Linked DNA regions of Mus musculus: all the other regions are linked to region 1. The links are chromatin loops, found by intact Hi-C in ENCODE. Cell type or tissue: gastrocnemius. All regions are shown on one strand. Links, peaks and the distances in the headings refer to the core of each region. The heading gives the core; the rest is flanking DNA.

The links. Hi-C counts contacts between places; a loop is a spot of excess contacts. Peaks named below come from ENCODE experiments on the same cell type or tissue, not always from the same donor. Only the 100,000 strongest peaks of a DNase experiment are listed, where the experiment ranks them.
Region 2: it touches region 1 in a loop (2.9-fold over the local background); 12 of 42 quality-filtered maps call a loop at or near these places.
Region 3: it touches region 1 in a loop (2.1-fold over the local background); 10 of 42 quality-filtered maps call a loop at or near these places.

The regions. Positions count from the first base shown.
Region 1 is chr6:147,099,682-147,105,789 of GRCm38, reverse strand. It overlaps Klhl42 (kelch-like 42), which reads right to left. Exons shown (of 3, transcript NM_001081237.1): 2 at 4,031-4,224. Among named protein-coding and RNA genes, the nearest start is that of Klhl42, 12 kb to the right of the region's middle. In gastrocnemius, for the core only: a CTCF peak has its summit at 3,306 (motif pointing right); no DNase peak of the experiment used is centred there.
Region 2 is chr6:147,017,359-147,023,466 of GRCm38, reverse strand. It overlaps Ppfibp1 (PTPRF interacting protein, binding protein 1 (liprin beta 1)), which reads right to left. Exons shown (of 31, transcript NM_001355728.1): 21 at 4,286-4,433; 22 at 3,879-4,007; 23 at 2,016-2,166; 24 at 1,210-1,321; 25 at 1,017-1,105. Among named protein-coding and RNA genes, the nearest start is that of Rep15, 12 kb to the left of the region's middle. In gastrocnemius, for the core only: no CTCF peak of the experiment used is centred there; DNase peaks (open chromatin) are centred at 634, 2,083 and 2,512; H3K27ac peaks cover 343 bases.
Region 3 is chr6:147,026,522-147,032,629 of GRCm38, reverse strand. Ppfibp1 (PTPRF interacting protein, binding protein 1 (liprin beta 1)) reads right to left here. Exons shown (of 31, transcript NM_001355728.1): 28 at 5,134-5,322; 29 at 2,893-3,069; 30 at 2,482-2,547; 31 at 605-2,316. The coding sequence ends at 2,230. Rep15 (RAB15 effector protein) reads right to left here and starts at 93. Exons shown (of 1, transcript NM_025620.2): 1 at 1-93. It also overlaps the pseudogene Gm35876. In gastrocnemius, for the core only: no CTCF peak of the experiment used is centred there; DNase peaks (open chromatin) are centred at 1,939, 2,213 and 2,819.

The sequences.
Region 1 (6,108 bases), core at 751-5,750:
CAGCTCAGGGTCTGGAGCCAGCAATGGACCAGCCCATAGCAACAGACCAGCCCATAGCAGCAGACCCTCCCATAGCAACAGACTCACCTACTGCAATGGACCCACAACAACAGAGTGACCCTCTGTCAGCAATGGACCCTCCCACAGCAGTGGACCCACCCATTGCAACAGACCCTCCCATGGCAATGGACTCAAAACAGCAACAGCACCTCCCACAGCAATGGACCCTCTCAAAGCAATGATAATCCATAGTCACTGACCCTTGCACAGCAGGTGGAATGCCATCCACCCCACCTATTGCTACGCGTAAAGAGCTGTACTGTCAGACCTGGCATGGTGGTAAGCATCTGTAATCATAGCCCTCAGAGGCTGAGGAAGGAGGATTGCAAACTCAAGGCCAGCCTTGGTTACAAAGTAAGACCTTGCCTAAGAAGGGGAGGTACAGACAGAAAGACAAGCCCCAGAGCCAAATCTGAGTCCACGCTAGCAGAGAAAGAAAAGCAGGTCCTTAGTGTATGCTGGTCCCTGTGCCCACAAGCTTTCCAGCCCTAGGGACCTGCCTTTCTGGTCATCTCAAAGGTCTGCTTAGAGATTAAATAATGAGGTGTCACTCTAGAAGATAGACAAGGAGGGGTTGGTTAATCTACCCAGGACACCTGGCTGAGTCACCAGCAATCTCTTCCCCTCATACCAACATCCTGTAGGCCTTCTTGGGCCTTCTGCTACAAACTGGCTCCCCCTGTTCGCTGAGCCCTGGCTCAGGCAGCCTGACTTGGTGAGACAATCTTTGGGTCTTCACATTTAAAACAGATTCCTCTGCCCTTTAGGGTTGCTAGGATTTCCTTCTGGATTTCTGCCTGTTGTTTTGTTGTTTGTTTTTTAATTTTGGGATAGCTCATTCTCTAGCCTGCATTCAGCTGACCTGGAACTCACTATGTTGCCCAGGATGGCCTCAAAGTTGCAGCAATCCTGCCTTAGCCTTCCACGTGATAAGAATACAGGGATGGGCAACCACAGCTGGTGTCTCCATCACTCTACTGCCTGGCAAAGAATGAAAATAACCAAAATCTATTATAAAAGTCATGGGTGTGGTGATGCACGCCTTTAATCCAGAGTCAGGTGAGTCTTTGTGAGTTGGGCTGTACAGCAAGTTCCAAGGCAGTCAGGGCTACATAACAGAGACCCTGTGTCATAACCGAAACAAAACAACAAAAAGTCATGAACCATTATTTACTGAATTTTTAAAAAATCTCATCTAAGAAGTCAACAGGATGGGAATCCAACTCAAGTCCTGGTTTCTCCTCCTCCTCCTCTTCCTCCTCCTCCTCCTCCTCCTCTTCTTCTTCCTCTTCTTCTTCCTCCTCCTCTTCTTCCTCCTCCTCCTCTTCTTCTTCTTTTGTTTGTTTTTTTGTTTTTGTCTGTTTGTTTTCCCCCAAACAATTGGGAAGAGCTGTTTATAATGGGAACTACAGGAACTATCAGGAAGTGCTGGAAAATCCAGGCTAGAGGAGGGTTAGAGAGGCCAGCCAGTGCCCAGCCCTCTCAGCTTAGAACACAAACACCCATCCAGTCCACCTCTGACCGCACAGAATGGTCTCTGGCATGGAGAATCCGGGATGGACATCATCCTGGGTGGCCCAAGTGAAGAAGGCACGCTAGTGGTGGCCATGAAGCTCAAAACACACAAGAAGGGTTTTCCAGGTCAAATCTACAACCCATTTGCTGAGCCAAGGTCATGGAAGAGCCAGGAAATCTACCAGAAGAACAGTGCTCCCAGCAGGAGCCAGCAGCTCCTGTGTGGAAGAGAAGCCGGGGCACAAGCGTGTGTCATGTCAACCAGAGTGTATTCTGAATAGCTCGCCGAGACACGGTGGTGGCTCATGCATAGAATCCTAGCACCTGGAGGCTCAGACAAGGGGACTGAGCTACAGAGTTCTACACCATAGACTGCGCTAGGGTAAGACCTGGCTTCAAAACACAAACCATGTTGCGTGAAAGAAAGAAGAAATGTCCGTAGGTAAACAATCTAGCTAGTTACTTTCCTAGAAAAACAGAAGCAAGGATGTAGGATTCAGGAGTGTCAGCTGCCGTGCATTGCTGTGAACTTAATCGATGCTGTACTGAGCCCCAGTGCAAATGGTGCAAAGCACTAGCAAAGACAAATTATCTTGATTCCTAGTGGGGGCCACTGGGAAGTGACAGCATCTGAGGAAGAAAATAGTCCATGGCTTCCATCACACTCCTCCCTCGCTGCTGCCTCTTCTCAGAGGCACAATTACATAGGCCAGCTGCAGAGAGTAGAGCCCGCACCCCACTCCCAAAGCAGGTCCAATCCACAACCTCAGCTCACCAGAGAGAGCTCATTTGAAAACAGATCTGTGGCTGTAAACACGCTAAACAGAATGGATCTGGGATTGTGCCGGGGCCTAGCAAACACAGAAGTGGATGCTCACAGTCAGCTATTGGATGGGTCACAGGGCCCCCAATGGAGGAGCTAGAGAACATATCCAAGGAGCTAAAGGGATCTGCAACCCTATAGGTGGAACAACAATATGAACTACCCAGTACCCCCCAGAGCTTGTGTCTCTAGCTGCATATGTATCAAAAGATGGCCTAGTCGGCCATCACTGGAAAGAGAGGCCCAATGGACATGCAAACTTTATATGCCCCAGTACAGGGGAACGCCAGGGCCAAAAGATAGGAGTGGGTGGGTAGGGGAGTAGGGGGTAGGGTATGGGGGACTTTTGGGATAGCATTGGAAATGTAAATGAGGAAAATACCTAATAAAAAATATATTTAAAAAATGGATCTGGATCACAAACCCAACTGCCAGCATCCGTATTAGAGGTAGAGACTTACAGGAGAAGCCACATGAAGACAGCAGACATGCATGAGGAAGCCACCAGAAAGAGAGTGAAGAGGTGAGGAAGACGCCCTGCTGAGAGCTTTCTCTCCCTTCCTCTTGCTCTACCATCTCCCAGGCTGGCCTTAAAGTATTGGTCCCACTTCCTGTACCTCCCCAGTGCTAGCATCACATGAGTGCATAGTCACACCCAGTTATGGGCCACCTATCTGAATACTTTATTGGTGTCTGACATTTACACAGTTGCCTGTGTTCACTTGTAGACCCAGAGTCTCCCTCATGCAGTGATCAGCAGGGCTAGCGAGCTCTGTCTGCCCCTGCATGCCAAACATACAAGCAACTCCAAGAGTCCAGTTATTCCTCTCCTTCAGCTACGGGCTCTGCACACCAGACACACCAAACACAGATGTAAATGCCCTTAGCTAACAGACCACTTGGTGGCAGCCTCCTCAAGGGAGGCAAAGACAAAGGACAGGGCTCTTCCCTGCACCCAGAAACACCCCCTCACGTAGCTATGATGTTCTCTACCCTGATGCCTGGGATCTCTCTGCTACACACAGCAGCACTGAACCTGGGCACTGTCTCTTTTCCACACTACTCCTATAAAATGTCCATCACACAGATGTGTACATGCAAACAGTAGAACACTCTGCACAGGTGTAACCATCTGGTCTAAAAAGTTCTTTTGTGCTCACACCCTATCACCTCCATGGGACATAGAAACGGGCCCCCAGAACTGGCCTTCTGGGTATCTATCTAGTAAAGCAAAAGCCAGACTTAGCTCTGGCTTGGCACTGGTGGGTGGGTTTAACTCTTGGGGAGAGAAGAGAACTCAGTTTACCCTTTTTTCCCAAGCTGTGACCCAAACCTCCAAAATGGGCAGGTTCCAGGTACTGACCATAAGGCTGGGTTTCTAGAAGCACAACGAACATTCATAATCTTCTATAATTCCCTCTTCCATGTGAACAATGTCCATGCTCAAATAAGGTCATCAAAGGTCCTTCCTGCCTAATCCATCCTGCCTCGGGGCTCACATCTTTAAGAAAAGGCGAGTATATAGCATCTGATGCATAAAATCTCACTCAGATACATAGCTTCTTCTAGCCAGTCCTGACCCAGCCAGGTTGCTGCAGCTTATGCAAAAGCAGTTGACTGCCACTCACTCACCTCGGGTGGTATATCCGCCAATGACGTAAATCTTCCCCTTGCACTCGCAGGCAGAGAACTCAGCCAGAGGGTTTGGCAGGGGAGCCACAAAATTCCACGCATCTTGCTCGGGATTGTAGCATTCCACGTTAGAAACAGCCTGCCCACCGATGGCGTAAAGCTTTGAATTGACAGCCACAAGTTTGAAGTTAGATCTGAAAGGAAGACGCAGACCAAAAGGTCAGTTCTGGCCTTGACATGGGAGGACACTCTCTGGTAGAAGGTGTCCTGAAGTTTTCCAGTCAGAGCCATTCTGCCTGGTGACTGCAGAGGTGACTTCTCAAATGTTACTCTGGTACCCAGGACTCCACACTCTGCAGGGCAGGAATGGGAATCCACAGATACAAGCAACTCCAAACAGGCGGCTCTTGGTGACAAGGACCAATCTTGCTTGTGGGCCTGAGGCCAGGATCAGGATACCTGCCTCACTGAACTCAGTCTTCCGCATCTGAAGATGCCATGCCTGCATCCAGCCAGCAGCTTCAGACCCAAATGTAAATGACATATTGCATCTGTCTTGGACATGTGCAGACATCCATCCCCCTTAGACGAGATTGCAATAACTACCTAAAGAGCACATGCGTTCTGTTCTGTTACATGCAATTCGAGATGCATTAAAATGCAGCTTGATGCTGAAGTGATGTGCAGCCCGTGACATTTTATGTTCAGACCTGGAACCAATCCCCAGCCATAGTCATTACGTTCACGTCACTGTGGTCCCCATATCTGACAGAAACAACTCACAGAAGGACGTCTGGCACACAGCTTCAAAGGATTTCAGCCTATTGTGACAGGGAGCACTTGAAGAGCAGTTCTTGGTGGCAGGGGCTGGAGTCTGTCACACCATAATGGAACGGGAGGCACAGAGACAGAAGGAACTAGGAAGCGGCCAGGTGTGGCCTTCAAGTCTCACCCTTTGTGACTACATCACCCCTTGACAAGAGACCCATGTTCTAAATGATCCATAACCTTCCTGAAAACCCTCACCAGCTGAGGAAGTTCCCAAGACTTAAGACTTGTGCCCGGGGTTGGGGGAGGAGGGAAAATGCACGGGGGACAGGGACAGTCCAAATTGCAACCCACCAATGCTAAAAGACCACTACACCTTCCAGGGGTATGAGCAGGAAAGAAAGCAGGGCTGGTTGGTTAAGACCACTGGCTGCTCTTGAATAGGACCCAAGTTCAGTTCCCAGCACATACACAGCAGCTTCCAATCTCCTGTAACTCCAGCTCCAGGAAATCTGATTCCCTCTTCTGGCGTCCTCAGGCACTGGCATACCTGCGCCATACCATCATACAGATGTGCATTTAAATACCTTTAAAATAAGTCTTTGGAGGAGAGAGAGTACGGACTCATCCCTTGGCTTTCTCCTCACAGAATGGGTAGGCCATTTTTCCTCAGAGAGGAGGCTCCTGGTACAGACACAGGTATAAAGGATAAGGTTCATCGGAAGGCAGTTTATATGCTCAGTTGCCGCATATAAATGGGGATGGCTAAGCTGAACTAATTATGGATAAATGTGTTGTCATCAGCTTCAGATACTAGCTAAGTAAGTTGGTTGTTTTAAGGGTGTCCCCACTCCTCTACAGAGACACACAACAGGCACGTTTACAACCCTCCTACAGCACAAAGTCCATGTACCCATCAGCTGGCTCAGCCTCGGCTCCTGACAACAAGCAGGACAGCCGGTCCACTTCAGGTCCTCATCTCTAACGCAGGGGAATCTCACTCAGTGGCTAAACACACAAGCAAGAATGTTTTCTGCCCAAATCTTTCTGCCTTGTGAAATGAAGGATTGCTCCAGGAAAAATTATGTTGCAGAAGACAAGTGCGGAAGCAGCTAACAGAGGCAAAGCCACAGCAGAAGCTGTGTAGGTGGGAGGAGTCTCAGGCGCAGTGGAGGAAGAACACCAAGAAGGTACGGCTCTTTACAGGTGCCTGGGTGCATATGAACTGTTCCATTTTGTTTTCCAAATGTGAGGGTGAACCCAGCGTTCTCCATCCAGAGCCTCAAGGCCATTAAATCCATCCAGCCGTG
Region 2 (6,108 bases), core at 601-5,600, 82 kb after region 1:
AATGTCACTGTATTTGTCCCAGGTGGAATAGTGCGCTATGCAAAGAAGGACCTGGAACCAGCCTAGGTTCAAATTCTCTATGGCTTCCTGCTACTTAGTAACCATGGACAACTGGTTACATTCCCCAACTTCTCAGCTCCTTGTCTCTTAGTCTCAAGAATGGAGATGTAATAGTATTAAAGGGTTACTGAGAATCCATAAATGTGGTTCTTAAAAAAGACAGCGGCTATAAACTATGCCAAGCTCATTATGGTCACTCATGCAAGGTTACATGATGTCCCCGCCAAGCTTGCAAGTACTTTGGCTCAATGATAAAAGAATACAAATCCCATGAACTCAGCTCCAAGTTCCTTTCACAATGAAAAAAAAAATATGGAATTAGCAGGTTAAACTTTCCCCTTACTTAACAAAGAAAACACCTATGGGGCTCCCTACCTGACAACGTGTTCTTTAAATAAAAGGATCTTCTATAAAACATTAATCACACTGTGGAATCCAGAACAAGGCTCTCCTGGCAGCCATCTCCCCTGCTGTTATACATAAGGAACAGTCTTCCTACGGTCTTCCTACGCTGGCTGGAAGCCTGAAAACACCCAGTAGAGAAGGGAGCAGTGCAGGTTCAGCCTCCCGCCTCCTCTAACCCCGCAGCCCCTGCCCTCGGGACTGATGTGAAGAGGATTTCAGGGAGCAGCCGTGCGAAGGAAGGCAAGGGAGGAGGCTGGTCCTTGTGCACACCAGGGCAAACTAGAGCTTCGTAACTCTGGAACGCGTGATGTAGAAATGACCAGGGCTTCAACCCTTTCTATCTAGTAGCAATTCTGTGACAGAACTCACACACCATAAAAACGCAAACATCCACGTGTACACTTCAGAACTCACCTTGTTGACTACCTCAGTCCTCTAGATAGCTTAGGCTAAATATAGTTTTGCCTGGCTTAAGTTTCTAATTATCTCAGAGCTGTACCAACTGTTACAACATCACTTCACAGGAAACACCCCAACAGAGATCTACTAACCACAGTCATGTAGTGCAGCATTCGACCGTCCACCCGCCCTTCATCAAACTGGGTCTTGTACTGAGGGAGGCCAATATCATCCAGCCATCCTAAAGGAGAAAAGCCAGTGCCGTTATCAAGCTATGAACTTGCCTAACTGTCAAGGAGAAAATATGACAATGTTTATTCTTCTTCATGCATAAAGGCCTCTTACTAGTAACCCAGTTGAAGTCTAGCTTCCCATAGTTGGTTTCTTCTTCAGATCCCAGGGCCTGCAGGGCCAGCTGGAGCTTCTTACGATGCAGTGAATGCTTGATGCCAAGTTCCTGAAACAATAAACAGAGCCTTAGAATTTTGTCCATCAGGGTTGGATCCACCAGCAAAGAACCCTCCACCAGGAAGCTTCCCTTCAAGACCAGCCCTGCATTGAGTTAGAACACTACCTCAGGCTAATAACCCAGTCTATATTGAATTATAGTATGAACCTCAGGCCAGGACAGCATTGCTGAAGAAAAGGCCCAAGTCTACCACAATGGGCTCAGTGGGATGTTAGACACTGCCTAAATAAATTCATTTTATTTGTAAGAAAGAAACTGTTGAATGCATAATGGGATTTGACTTCTATTTTGTGTACAGTGTTTGAGAATTACAACATAAAATATATAAAGTATTCCTTTGTGAAGTTGAATTGCATATATTATATTAAAAAGATATGTCAATGTGTGTTTACAAAATGAGTGAGATGTATGAACTGTATCCATTTTATGAAGTCTATTCACTATAGCACCTATATAATTACATAAGCTAATGCTTTTCATTACGGGTTCCACTCAGCCGGCTCTGTTTCAGGATGATAAAGGATCAATACTACATCAAGACTCTGGCTGAGGGTAGGTGTTGCTGGGGATTGAACCTTGGGCTCTCACACGTCAGACAAGCGCACTACCCCTGAGCTGCATTTCCAGCTATACATGCGCACCCCCCTCTTCTTATTACGTACAGGAGAATGGGAACAGTTACCTTCTCCAGATCCTGCTGAGAAGCCTGCAAAAGGGTCTGGCCAGATATAATCCAGTGCTTGCCAGAACTCAGGTAGGACCCCAAGCCTTGCTCTGCCAGCCAGCTACACACCTGCTCCTTGGTCCATTTGGCAAATGGCATATCCAGGTCACTGTAGGAAATGAGAAACAGCCCAGTCTTGCAGCGTATAGTCAGTACTGAGCAACTGTGCATACAATCAATATGGAAATTCCCTGGCAACAAACATTTAACCAAGAAAAACCTAATTTTCAGTTCGAGATTGGAAAGTTACTTTCTAAAATCCCTGTTTTCAATTCAAAAGAAATTGTGGAAGAACCAACAGGAGTTACTGAGAACACTTTCTACAGAAAAACACCAAGATGAGCTATGTGCGGATCAGCTGCACTCAGAGCCGTTGTACAACTGCTCCACTAAAGACCCTACAGTCTTTAGTGGCCTCCCAGGAGATCTACTGCAGCCAGGGCAACAGATCAGCATCTTCTCTGCCTCTGTGAAGAGCCCCCAGTTGGAAGGCCCCACAGGTGGTCTGCTACAGCCAAGGCTGCTGGCCTACCAGGAGACCTAAAGCAACCCAGTTAACTTACATAACTATGTAAGTTATGTTTTCCACATTCAAAAAAAAACTATCCCAAGAGCTGACTCCCAAACTGAAAATACTGCTTGGCAGAAAGAAATTCAAGCGCACTATGAACTCATTTCAGCAGAATTATGGTTTCTCTCTAGCAGAGAATCACTGAGGAGATAATGTGCCCCTGCTAAGTACAGGAAGGAACACTCCAAGTGAAGTTTCTATTTTCTTTTTCTTACACAGCTTTGCTGCTTGAAAAAATTTTCAAAGTGACATGGCTAAGTTTTTAAAAAATATTAATTTACATTGTGTGTGCATGACAAAAACTTTTTTTTAATAGCACAAGGGAGTTCTTTATTGTACTTAAGGAGACATATGGCAAGTGGGAACATCTGTTATCTGAAGGCCAAAGGGAACTTCTTGATGAAACCCATGTCCAGGGCTCCACCTGTGTGGGAGTCTGTGTTCCCAGCTGATTACTCTTTAAAAGGCTCTGCATTCAACACCTTGTTCTGTAAGTTTGCCAACCCCGCCCTCTTATGCTCAGGAGGTCAGTATGGTTAGCTCCAAACCCACCTAGGTTTTAATAAAGCACAAGGAAAGTTCTTGGACTCCTAGTGAGTGAAACATAGCTTTTTTCCCCAACTAGTATGACAAGGCTTTTATTAATTCGGTCGAACAATGTATGGTCTTGATAAGCTCAGGAATTCTGATACAATGTGTCTTTATGCACTTTCAAAGGCTCTATCAAATTGCTAATGTCTATTGATCAGTTGTTACTAGACAGATATCAACTCAGTCCTCACAATCACCTTTAAGGATAGGTGCTAGGTCCCTCTGTGGTGAGAGGAAAGTGAATCAGAGCATGAAGGCATAGCTCAAGGTCACCTGCCTGGTGGACACGAGTTTGGAGAGCAAGAAGTCTGACTCCAGAGCATAGTTTTTACCTTCTCCCCTTCCACTTCTCAGTGCTGGAGTTGGTACCAGGACCCCATGTTTGCCACACTAGGTCTCTGCTATTATGCCACAAGCCCAGCCCCTAGAACCATCTCCTGACCACTCGGCTGCCCCACCTTTACAAGACTATGCCTTCTGAGACTTCCCACATAATTGTACCTACATCAACATTCAGCCCCAGAACCATCCTGACACCTTACATGTTCACACTGCTCTCACCCACACAGCTGTCACCAACTACTGACAAGCAGAGTCACTTTCCCAGACAGAGCAGTAAGTCGGACTTCAGCCAATAGTGACATCACAGGTATACTTACCTGTTGGACTGTCCTAAATCTCGAGACCAACCAAGCCTGGGTCCTGCAGTTGCCCTTGTCCCTCCTCTTTTGAATTCAGGCTCAGACATGTCATCTGGGTTGAATGTAGTTGACTGACTTCTTCTAAGTCTAAGGACACAACGCACATGGTCATACGTTAGACCTGAGGAGGCTTCTGACTTGGTGGTTAATCATAAGGTTTTTGTTTGTTTGTTTTTGTATGTCATTAGTCCAGATATTTGAATTTAAATATTAACCAAGGCCCAATGAGTATATGCATCCCATTATCAGTCTTTCTTTCAAAAAGCCTTGGGATTTGGTACCCACGCCCAGGCAAACTTCCCATTGTCCTCTGCACCTGAACAGCACACAAGTCAGGTCCTCCACCTGCCCTTCCTTCCACTTACTTCCCAAAGAGTCTCATGATGCCTCTGGATTTCTTTCTGGAATCTGGAGATGGTGGAGACATTGGGAATGGACTGGTTCCCTGGGAACCTTTTGACCGAGATGTACCAGCCAAATTCAGGTGCTCAGCTGTCTCTTTTTCTGTCTCAGCTGTCCCAAGGATAGAATAAGACCACGTGAGTACAAATAATATATAAACCTTCTTGCTTTTAGCAACTTAAGAATTCTCCTTTCGGGTAAGAGCACTGACTGCTCTTCCAAAGGTCCTGAGTTCAAATCCCAGAAACCACATGGTGGCTCACAACCACCCGTAATGAGCTCTGACACCCTCTTCTGATGTGTCTGAAGACAGCTACAGTGTACTTATGTATAATAATAAATCTTAAAAAAAAAAAAGATTTCCCCTTTGCGTCTATAAATCAGTGACTTCCAGAAAGTTCCCTGAAGTACAAAAATGTAAGTGTATGTCCCCTAAGCTTACTCTCCTGCATAAAGTAAATTAGCTTAAAATTGGCCTCTGAGGTTAAGTGTGTGACAGAGCTGTGTGTGGTGGAACACACCTGTAAATCCCCGGCCTGGAGGCCGGCACAGGAGGAGCGATTCTGAGACAAGCTTGGGCTACAAAGTGAGACTCATTTCTTCCTCTAACATCTTTCGCCATGACTTGCTCCTAGATCTGTGGCCTGGTTGTCTCTTCTTTGCTGTAGCCCCTAGTTTCTATCCTTCCCACAGTGCACCCCAAGACTCTGCTTAGGCCCTCAGCAAGCTCGCCTGCTCTAAGCTCAGCCCTGAAAGATGGCTCTACTTTCACAGGCAGATGGCATCAGAACTACTGAGCCTCACTTCACTCTCGAGTCCCACACCTGAAGTCTGCAGAGGCCCAATTTAATGGGTCAAGTGGGACATATTAAAACTACCCAGTTCCCCTGAACATATTCTCTCACATTTTATTCGAGGTCAAATTAAGATTCTATATCATTTTGTTCTTAACTCTCCTTCTCCTTTGCCATTTAGATCACACGGTTACAGAGGACTAGCAATTCTTTTCAAAGAATGAGTCACCAGGCGTGGTGGTGCACACTCATAATCCCAGCACCCAAAAGGCTCAAGGCCAGACCAGGCTGAGATCCTAACTCAAGGGGTGAGGGGGAGACCAACTCAGCCTATTATGTATTAGACACTGGAAAAAGAGTGGCCAGGTATGTGTGAGATTTTCTTTAGATATAAAGTCAGTCGTTTTGATTTGGCATGGAAAGAGCAGCATCCACACTTGCCACTGCAGACTTCCACAGATGCATCATATAAGTTCTTTCAACTGTCCATCCCTGGAGAACAGCCACAACCAAAGACAGGGCTGGTGTTTTCCAAAATGTGAAACTTTACATATTACAAAGGAAAATAACACTTGTTCAAAAAAAAAATTCAGGGGAAGAGACCCAGAAGGATTTGCAGAAGTTGCAGAAGTTGAGTTTTCTATGAAGCAGAGCTGTGATTACGGGTTATGATAAGCAGCACTGGCCTACAAGCATCAAGTACTGCCGTAGAAGGACACAGGAGTAGCTGGAAATAGTTGTCCAACTGGAAGAGTGTAATTTATCTTAATTTATTTAAGATGACAGAGCCTCAGAGAAACCCAGGGGGGTCGATCCATTCTCACTCCACAGCCACAATGGGTATAGGTGCCCTGAAAATGTTCCTAGCCCAACTTTAAAAAGCACTGTACTTTTATTTTTTTTTTGAAGGCGTTATTCACACTATTCCCCATGGGCAGACAATGAACTTTTCTTAAAAGCACTCTGATGGAGAACCCTCAGATACCATGAAG
Region 3 (6,108 bases), core at 601-5,600, 73 kb after region 1:
CAGCATGTGAATGTCACCGGGAACTGCCTCTTTCTCATAGATTTTCTTCAGCAAAGCCACATCTGTTAAAGCCACCACCAGCTTCCTAATGCCACAGCTTCCTTGATGTGGCTAGCCATATAGACCCGAGGCTAGACAAACATGTGAGGGAGGGCCCCGTTTGTCAACTGGGTGTGTTGTGCTCACAGATTCCTGATGCTTGCCAAGTGACAAATGACAATTTCACACAAAACACCTGCTCTACTCCAGGTTATGTACAGGCTACATTTGATCTCTTCCTGGATGTGGCTCCTGTTTCTAAAAACTAGTCAAAATAAAACCAGCACGTGAATGTATGGGTTAGACTCCTACATTCTCCAACCAATGTCTCTAAGCTTGTGTCTCTTCTGTTTCCCTTTTTTGACGCATCTGTTCTGACCCTTCCTTCCCCAGGCAGGTTGCTGGCATTTCCTTTTATATGTACTTCTTAAGCAGAGATCTCAATTTGTCTGATTCAAAAAAACTCAATCAAACGTGCAAGTTTACAAACAAAAATCAGTTACTGTTTCCACCAGAAATGAAGACTTTGTTTTTCTGAACAAAGAAACAATGACAAATACACAAGGCAATTATCAATTGACTTTATTTCCTCTCATAAGGTAATGCAAACTTTGCATAATACTTTTGTAAATAAAATATATAATCAAAAGTTTTTAACTTTATCACATATCATCAGTTGTTACATTGTCCTTGATAAAGAATATTTGGCATCTGTAACAGTCTGCTGGTATTTTAACCAGGTTCTAATAACAAACTGAGCTTTCAAATGGTGGTATTTATTCATGTTAAACTAAAACCCCAATACAGGAAGAAGCCAATATTGTCATGAAATCATGAATGGGAGCATGTTAGCATCTGATAATTTAATTAGAAATAACCAGCAGTGTTACAAGGTTCACAATGAACAGCTTTATAACCTGCAGAGCATAAAAACGGCATACTGCTGACATTTGGAAATAGCTATCACCAGATCTATCACTGTAAAGTGACCTGTCCACCTGTCCCCCAGTGTCTAAGCTCCTGTCCAGAACACAGGGGATCTCATTTAGAGTAGCCCTGAATGAAAAGTAGATTGTCTCCAACCCTGCTGAAAACACTCATAGACACATACCACTCAACAGCTGCTTTGTAGCTTTCTATTTTCTTTACAAAAAGCCTTTGGGCCCTGTGTGACAGAAAACATGAGCAACCTGCTGTTGGACAGGATAGCCATTAGAAAATGTTCTACAGCTTTAAAATATTTGGGTTCTGATTGAAATAATACGAAGCCCCATCAGCTGACAGTCTGAGTGTAAGGTACAATCGACATGGCTAGGCAGGACTCCTTAGTTCAACATAATGATGAGTTTAGCAAAGGGAAAAAAAAAGAAACTTAAGATGTAAAGGTTCTGTTTGTTTTTTTTGTTTTTCCAAAGTTATTCTAACAAAAACTTTTCTGATGGGTATATGAGTGCATCCAAAGGCTTCAAGTTGATGTGGTAATACCCTAAAATTCTTCATTATAAAGCAAATGGAGTCAAGATTAAAGTCCAAGCTCCAAACTGCTCAGCAATTTTTGTGGGAGCCAAAGAAGTTTATCAAGTAGAATTTAGCCTGAATGGTAACACTGTTAAAATTCAGCAGTGGAAAAAAAATGGGACTCTGGTATCTTCAGGAATCAGCTGGTATATGATCATTGAAATATTGGGGTTTCTTCGTTTTAATATGATCTTTTGATCCTTGTGTCACAAAATAAAGGTTCTGCTTTCTGTATACTGTATATATACACGTATTTAGAAAAATATATAAAAATAAGACAGTGAGAGGCAAGTGGAGGTGCTGCTGGCATGGTGGCCTTGGATCTGGGGAGCAGCTCTTTCCGCTCAGACGGCTGCAGTGAACACTGATGTGGCCAGATCCTCCCTCCTGGGGATGTGAGCGAAGCACTCTGGTAAACACCCAATCGTAAATGCAACATATGTCACAGACTTTACATTAAATAGAGGCAGAGCAAGCGCACTTCCGTTCACCAGTGTCTTTTTTCTCAGTATCCTCAGAACTGGCACCATTTCCGTGTGACAGTTCTCCTTCTGAGTGAGCAGAAGACCAAACAATAAACAATGCACAACCTGTCACCTGCTGTATTCACTATCCGAGAAACCAAGTTAGAAAATGACATCTGTGCTCCTGGCATTTGCCCAGGTGCTCTGCTCAAACGTTGGAGTCTTCATCTGTGATGCTGGCACTCGGGGAGCGGGCAGCAAAATCCTTAAACATGTCATCTTCCTTTAACATGTGCTGAAAAACAAGGGACATGGAGTTACACAGAGTCCCGAGCTTAGCACATGCCTCCAACATGCAAGGAGGTGTTTGTGGCTTTGGGTGCTGTTAGAATAACATTTGCAACTCACTGCAAACACTCACAGTACACACTTGCTGCACACACTCACTGTACACACTCACCGTGAGATTGTTGATGCCTTCAGAAAATGCACCTATCTGTCTCACCGTCCCTTCTGAATCTTCCATCTGCCATGAACAGACCACAGTGTGACAAGCTCATTTGTACAATTTCAAGAGTACAGATAACTGAATGACAGTCTAAACAGAAAGAATGTACACAGCATCGAATGCAGCAGGAACAAGAGTGACTCCGTGCCTCAGCTTCCCTACTGCGACACTTTTAAGGTCTCAAATCAGCACCAGCAATAAAGTACGTCAGGTGCTGAGGACAGTGCCTGGAAGCGCGCAGCAATTGGCAGCTATTCAGGATACTTTGCTATTTTTACTTTCAGGCACATGAAGACAGCACCCTTCCTCAGTGACAGTGTGCAAGGCTTCCAAGCAGTGTCTGCATGACTGTGGGCACCTTACCTGCTCTAACCGATCCAAATCATCCTCTTCATACAGGCGCATGTCCAAGCCAGGTCTAAACCCCTTCTGGGAGCTACCTGATGCCTGGCCTAGCTCCATCGGACAAACATATTCCTCTCCATCTTCATGTTTCTTCTTCCTCAGATTCCCAAAGTTGCTAAAGGTCAGCTTCTTCGGCTTTAAAAGCAAACAAATACAATAGGATAAAATCCCTATAACAAAGGACTAATTACACCTATAAGATAATTATTCACCTCACCATACAGGGGAAGCAACGTCAATGACCAAATTATCACGGGAAAGCCACAAGCACCCCAGACATAGTATCAGCACACCCAAATATCATAAATTGTCTTGATGTAACTCTCAAAAGGTCAATCTCACCGTTATGCCACAGGCTGGACATGTCAAAATCCTTTGTTAGGATTAGACAGGACTTAATGCAATCGAATTCCTCTCAGGGATGAGCCAAATTTTGCAAAACTATTCAGTCTAAGATCAGTGAAAGCCAGTGGTCCTCACTGGGCCTTTGTGGCATGGGCCTGCCTGCAACTGCAGCTACTCAGTAGCTGAGGCATGAGAGCCACAGGCTTAAATACTGCCTGGGCAGCTTAACAAGAGCATGACTCACAATTAAAAAATAAAATAAAAATAAAAAAATTGAAAAGTGGCAGATTGGGGTGTACCCATCAATTTTAGAGCACTGGATTAATATGGTTAAGAGCCTAGGTTTCATCCCAAGTTGGAGAAGTAGGGAGGGAGGGAGACAGGAAGGGAAGGCAGGTGGTAAAGCTGGGGTTACTTCATTTGCCTGTTCTCCTTAATAGTAGGACTGATGAGTGGAAAAGAATTCACACCCTTGGAGAGAAAGAGTCCACTGATCTTTAGGGGAGAAATGTCATCGTAATCAGTACACAGTCCCCCAGGAGAAGGCTAGGAAGGCAGACAGGGTAAAAACAAAAAGAGCTCAGCATACATTTCTAGGAGAACTCATTAATTGTCTTCATATTAAGGATGTGAAAATAATATACAGATAAGTTGATGTGGGAGTATCTCAAAAGAAGAAAGAGGGAATCTGAATTTGGCACAAGCCTCAAACCTTGGCAAGTAAAAACCACCCACGCTGTAATATATAGCTCAGACCATCTTTGAATTTGCAGTCTTCCTGCCTTAGACTCTTGCATGCTGGATTACAGGCAGGTATCACAACCTCTGGTTTTGACTCTCTTCCTTTTTGAATTAAAGATGGATCTTCATTTAAAATTCTGATCTATTAAATTAGCATTTTCCACCGACCCACAGAGCAACAACCTTCACAATCTCTTGTTCAGGTGTAGCCTTTGTGAGATGTTGGCAGCAGCCCTTGCTGTCTTCTTTGATGCCTGCTTAGCCTTCTTTGCTCCCTTGGCAGCCCTGACAGCCTGCTCTCTCTGAGCATCCTAACTTCTGGTTTCTGATTCTTCTTGGCCTTTACATCCTCAGGTGATGTGCCAACGATGGCCTGCATGAATCTGCATAGCAGATACTTTTCATTTGAATTTTTTCCAATTATCCTCTTTTATGGCTTCTTTTATAGAGGATATACTGGTTTATCTGCAGAGCATTTCTTTTGGAAAGGAATGCTGACTCACATTTTACATTAAGAAACCCGAAAACCTTCCTATGGATCCTGGTGTATTGCTGCCAGTGCCCTGAGTAAATCTTGCACTAGCTGAAACTGCACAGCTCGACCACCATGATGGTAGCTACCCACCGGCTGGAGGAGATTTGGCTCTGTTCTTAAGATTTCTCTGACTTAGAAACCACGGGAGCTAAGGTGTACTCAGGAGCTAAGCCTTCTTGTTGGTCCATTTGCTTGTCAGCAGTCCCGGGGTCAAGCGCAGACCACACGCCTGCAAGGTATATGTTCTCTACTCACTTATTTTCACCCTAACTTCTCCTTTTACCAACGGGAAAAGCAAAAACATTGCAGTGGCAGACTGGACTCACGTCAGAGTCCTCAGCATTGGCAAAATACACTGACAACAGAAGCTGACCACATCTTCTTCGACTCTAATAACACAAATGACTTCAGCAGAAACTTTCAAACATGCAATCCCTTAATTGGGCTTGAAATTTATAGATATGTGTACATACAGATATTTTAAACTCATTAATAAAACTGAGTACATCTTAGAAAGTGGAATAATGGGGCCTTTGCAAACGTCGGACAATGATTAAATGCCAAAATCCTGAACCAACCTTCACTTTGGCAGTGGCTGTTAGCAGTACATAATCCGGTAACTCCATGGCATCTCGCTTCTGGTGCTGGGCCTCTGCACCAATCAGAAGGTTGAAATGGGTCGCCAAATGTCTGCGCAACAAGGTTTTATTTGGTGGAATGTTCAGTAACTGGGCCATAGTTTCTACATTAAAACGAGGCTCAAGAACCTGTAAGAAAAATTGGGATTGGTAAAAAGTATCATAGCTTATACACAGTTGAAATGGAGGTACTTCACACTGCAAAAATCGCTGACATGAGTAATTCCCAATGCCCCAGCCCAGGGTATGGATTTTCTTTTTTCGTTTTTTTAAAAATAATTTTTTTATGTGTAAAAGTGTTTGCCTACGTGTGTGTGTGTGTGTGTGTGTGTGTGTGTACCTTGTGTGTACAGTAGTGCCCATGGAGGCCAGAAGAAGGTCTCGGATGCCATGGAAGAGGAGTTAAAGATTGTTATTGCCACCATGTGGGTACTGAGAACTAAACCCAATTCCTCGAGAGCAACCATGCTTTGGCTGTCTCTCCAGCCTGAACTTTGATTTTTAGTTCACATATCACTGTGCCCGAGAGAGGCATGTGTAACCCAGGCTTCAGGGGATAGCAGCAGCACAGCTCCATTTGGAATGCTGCCTCTGAAAGCAACTGCTCATGGAACACTGGTGTGCAGAAATACTGTCTACACACATGCAGGAGTTTAAGACCAGGATCACATGAGAGACGGCTGGGTGTTACTCAGTGGTGAGGAGCAATAAAAAAGAAATGGGTTTAAGCCTAATTTAAAGAAAGACACTAAAACTGCTCTGCAAGTGAAATCCAGGGAACACCCTGGGACGGTTGGGGTTACCAGGATTATTGAAAACAAATGGATGTACAGTGAGTGTCCTTTGCTGCAATGCTTGGAACCGGTGTTCAGAGTTTGGAATATCAGCATGAAGTGAAATTTAATTTTGGGGGTA